2 separate regions of the Homo sapiens genome follow, and region 1 is linked to region 2. The links are chromatin loops, found by intact Hi-C in ENCODE. Cell type or tissue: Calu3. All regions are shown on one strand.

What was found. Peaks named below come from ENCODE experiments on the same cell type or tissue, not always from the same donor. Only the 100,000 strongest peaks of a DNase experiment are listed, where the experiment ranks them.
Region 1: it touches region 2 in a loop (2.5-fold over the local background); 2 of 110 quality-filtered maps call a loop at or near these places.

What each region holds. Positions count from the first base shown.
Region 1 is chr2:214,309,723-214,312,222 of GRCh38, forward strand. All of the region lies in intron 15 of SPAG16 (sperm associated antigen 16), which reads left to right. Among named protein-coding and RNA genes, the nearest start is that of VWC2L, 100 kb to the right of the region's middle. In Calu3, CTCF peaks have their summits at 817 (motif pointing right), 1,082 and 1,406; no DNase peak of the experiment used is centred here.
Region 2 is chr2:214,592,701-214,595,200 of GRCh38, forward strand. No RefSeq gene overlaps it. Among named protein-coding and RNA genes, the nearest start is that of VWC2L-IT1, 84 kb to the left of the region's middle. RefSeq lists an enhancer at 901-1,541. In Calu3, no CTCF peak of the experiment used is centred here; a DNase peak (open chromatin) is centred at 1,201.

The DNA.
Region 1 (2,500 bases), 280 kb before region 2:
CCCCAACTTTGTTCTCTGGTTTGAACCTTGAGGTTTGGAGTTCACTTTGCCGGGGGAACCAAAGTGTGGCAGCTGCAGCAAAGTGCAAGTGGATACAGGGGTTCCTACCTCCCTGAGAGCATTCACCACAGTGGTAGAGGCAAGGCAGCAGCTGGGACAGCAGGTTGTGGGGTGTCCTGCTGGAGACTGTGCTGTTGCACTAGAGGTGATGTTGGCTGGTTTATTTTTTGTTGGTTTTCAACTTTCTCTTGGATCTCATTGAGCTTCCTTATAGTCTATATTTCTAATTTTTTATCTGTCATTTTCAAATTTTCATTCTATTGAGGATCCATTGCCATAGAAGTAGTGTGATCTTTTGGAGGTGTCAAAGCACTCTTTTTACACTGCTGGAGTTACTGAGCTGATTCCTTCTCTTCTAAAGAAACCGTCATTTTCTTTCTTTCTTTTTTTTTTTTTGAAATTGCTATTGTTTGCAAGGGACTTTATATTTATTTTTTCCTCCCTTGAAGGTGTGACTGTAGTACATATTTTGTATGATCATTTGGCTTCTGGGTGCTTTTAGACAACCGAGGCTCTGTATGAATTCATTGGTTATAGATAGCTTTTGTGTGGTGGCTTTCTCAAATTCTGCTTGTTGTAGCTATACATTGGGCATATGAGCCAATTCACTCTCTTCTAGGAGGCCAGGAATACAGGGATCTCAGGTAGCTGATGTCCTCCCTAGCACTGTGTCCTTCTGTCAGCCACTTTTTGTTTTGTTTTGGTTTTTGTTTTGTTTTTGGTGAAGTTTGGTCTCCAGTAGGTGGTGCCAGAGCCAGTTTCCCTTTGGATATTGAGATGATGTGTGGAAGCACCTGCCCTAATGAAGCTCATGGAGGGAGTTTGTGGTGGGATGCACTGAGGTTTCCAGGGTGGTAAAGAGAGGGCTGCACCAGCTCCCCATCCTGGGAAGTCAGGAATATGATCCACTTCCATATCATGCCCCTATCTCAGGGTTCATGGCCTTCAGTTCAGATAGTCACTGTCCTTTATCTCCAGGCCACAATGCAACTTAGGTCTGTGAGAAATGCCTGTCTGGTGGCTACTGATGAAATGACCTTTCAGCAGAACCTCTTCCCCCAACACCAAACAGATGACTCTGCAGTTAGTTGGTTTACACTGTTTTGCAGTGATGCTGCCACTCTGTGTAGAAAGGCAGAAATTAGCCCCGTTCTATGTACAAGCCTAAGCAGTGGGCACACCTTCACTGAGGACACAGCTATCCCAAAAAATGCTGGAAGGAGGACACTTACGGCAACCTCCAACAGGAAAGGCCTTGGCTACCTCTGCAGCAGTGTACGGGACAGTGGGAGATCCATTTCTGGCCACTAGGGTCACCTATCCACTAGGGCAGAACAGTGCCCCCTTTGGAGATCAGCACTGTTACCTGCATTTCCTCTGTTCCGAGGAGCGCTTTGGCAGTCTGCATTCCCCCTCTCTCCCTCTCTCTAGGGTCAGCACACTCGAAGGACTATACCTCTAGGGATCCCACAGCTCCCCAGGGACCTGATGGACCTCTGTAGTTGCCAAAGTCACCGTGGGTTTTGAGGTTCCCTGGGTAGGTTAATGACCCATAACAGATACACAAACAGTGTGGTCCCTGCCACCTGAGTCTGAGTTTGGTGTGAGTGTGAGCACACATGGAGGAAATGGCTGCCTCGTGCTGTGCCTGCTGGAAGTTCCCAAATTGCCACCAACAAACAGCATTGTTCTGGGTTGATTGATAGGGGAACCCCGACAGTTTGGCTGTTAGTAGTCTGTCACACAGGTGAGAGGAGCAAGAGATCCCCCTATTGTAACCTTTTGTCAGGACTCTAACTTCCTCTGGGGTCAATCTCTGCCAGATTCTGGCTGCCTTCCTTTTCTGCATCCCAACTTCTTTGTATGGGTTCTCCAACAGGTTTCAGCACACTTTCCTCAGTTCCACTTGGGTCATGATTATTCACCTGCAAATTTGATCTTCTTTCTGAGGAGAAATGGCATCCAACATCTCTAGTCAACTGTCTGGGGAAAAAAACTAATTTACTTTCTAAATGTTTCCCTTTAGTTAGTTAAGTTTAAAATGTGATTTCCTCCAGGAAATAATGATAATCTCTCTCTTTTGTGGCTGAAATGTATGCCCCACTCTACATAGCATACTTAGAGTCAGTGATGTGGATCCCACCCTCATACACCCTTACTCTTTTTTTATTTGAAGTAATAAAATAAAAACCTTTATCAAATGAAATGAGTTAATACTGACAGCGTATATTTGAAAATGAAAAATTGTAAATTTATAAGCATAAAAGTATCTCCACACTAATAAGAGGAATTATTCAAAGAAAGAAAAAATATTTTACATGGGTTTTAGTGTGTGAATCATTTCCTTTGTGATGAAAATGATCGTGTTTAATGATATGAATCATATCTTTTAACAGTTATGATAAATCTTCTAAATTCAAACTGAAAATTATATATCAGA
Region 2 (2,500 bases):
GAAATAAGTATAAAAGTAAAAAGGTATAGTAATGACGATGACATTAAACTGCTTTAGAAAATATATAAAATGAAAATTAGAATCAAATATCAAACTTCTAAACCAGGAGGAAAAAAATTGAGAAAAAAGATCAATCCAAGTTATAACAGGGGAGTAGGGGAGAGTAAGAGAAAATAACATGGTAATAGAAAGTAAAATGTTTTAATTAACCAGTAGTAACAACAAATATAAAGGTTTAAAATTACCTAATAAAAGATTAAATAAGATGTTTTTCAATTCAGCATATTATAAGAAAAACACCTAAAATAAAACACTGAAAATTCAAATAAAGGGATTAGAAAAGATATACAAAGTCAATTTTTTTTTTTTTGAGATGGAGTCCTGCTCTGTTGCCCAGGCTGGAGTGCAGTGGCATGATCTCAGCTCGCGGCAACCTCCACCTCCTGGGTTCAAGCGATTCTCCTGCCTCAGCCTCCTGAGTAGCTGGAATTACAGGTGTGTGCCACCACACCCAGTTAATTTTTATATTTTTAGTAGAGATGGGGTTTCATCATGTTGGCCAGGGTGGACTCGAACTCCTGACCTCAGGTGATCTGCCCACCTTGGCCTCCCAAAGTGCTGGGATTACAGGTGTGAGCTACCACTCCTGGCCCTAAAAATTATTTTTATAATACTTTTATAATATTTTATAATATTTTATAATATAATTATAATATTTTAAAAATATTTTTATAATATAATATTTTTATAATTTTATAAGTTATTTTGTTTTCATTGTATTGACATTTGCACTGATATTACAAAAGCAACAGTGGGTAAAACTGCTCAAACCAAGGCAGTAGCACTAAATTATACTAGTGGTCTTTTTCACTGCTATGTGTCAGAGATAGACACAATTGGACATTAATTAAAACAGTGAAAACAAATTTTATTCAATGACTACTCACAGTAGGGGAAACAGTCAAGCTCTATTTCAATTTGGGCAGAGGTGGTTTGGGTGTTTTAAAAGGAGAATGAGGAAGGGGTCAGTGTAGGGACTCAACAGAATCAGAGAAGTGAACAAGTACAAAGGGTTAGTCAGTGTGAAGGTAAGTAGGCCAGCTGTGTCTGCTAGCAGGTAGTTATCTAAGTTAAGGTTCTATCCTCCCACAGAGACTGGGAGAGAGAGGCCTTATCCTTTTTGATGACTGCATTTCAAAGGAATGGCCTCCCAGTGAGCAGCAAGAGCTATGTATTTACAATCCTGAGCCCATTTTAGTTAGTGAACTAAGAAAGGGAGGTCAGAGGCCTATCATTCTGTGTGTGTTGGCTAGAACAAATAGTAAGCTTTTCTGGCAGCATGAACTTTCTCAGGCAGGCATTTTAACGGGGACTGGAGTCATCCTAGGGACATGGTGTTATGCTACTGGAAGCCATGCCAGAGTTTTGTCAGGTCTCAAAGTGCAAGAGTTTGAATGAAGTTTCATGTGCCATGAGTTCTGCATTTTTCACATGCACTTGCAGAAAACACATGCCACCCCCTCACTCAGCTCCCAAAAGCCAGTTTTGCATAAGAATGACCTTCATGAAACGATATTAATTATATTAAAACTCAATCCTCGAGTACATGTCTTTTTAGTATGCAGTGTGACAAAATGGGAATTATAAATAAAGTACTTTCTGCTGCATACTAAAGTACTCAAGTTACCTTAAGGAAAAGCTATGTTCAATTGTTTGAATTGTAAAATGAACTACCACTTTTTTTCATGGAACATGATTTTTACTTGTAAGAATGACTGATGGACAAACTATAGCTATCAAAGTTTGTTTTTCTGCATACATTTTTCTCAAGAATATATGTAGCAAGTCTTATCACTTCAAGGAAAACAAGTGACAGCTAGCAGTATCTCTTGCCAATGATAAAACTCAACTTTTCAAGTGAAAATTGGAAAATTCGAATTTTGCAAAACTTGTATTCACCACCCTGAGCTTGATAGCTTTACAGTACTTCAAGACTGTTCTAACAAGATCAGTGTTTATCTTAATGAATGTAATTTTTTCCACACTATAGTATTACAAAATCAGGCAGAGGAAGAAGATCTATTCAAAGTGGTACAAGATACACCAATGGATATCATGTGTAACAGAATAACTTATTGATATGATTTCAGATTTCTTCTTGCCATGAACTGTTAGTTTTGGTGTACTACCAAAAGAAATATCCGCAATTACCTTCTACCACTCCTATAGTTCAACATTTTCTTGGAGTTCCTAGTCAACAAAAAAATGATAAAAGAAATAACACATGAGTTGTACAAAAAAAGAGACACAATTGTCATTATTTGCAGATGTTACTATCTACATAGAAAAATCAAGAAAATATCAAATAATAAAAACTTATGCAGTTCAGCAGCTGAATGAACATGTAAAAATTAATAGCATTTCTCCCCAAGTCATAAATAGAAAATGTAATGGCAATAAAAATCTCATTTATAATGACAACAGAAAATATAAGGTACTT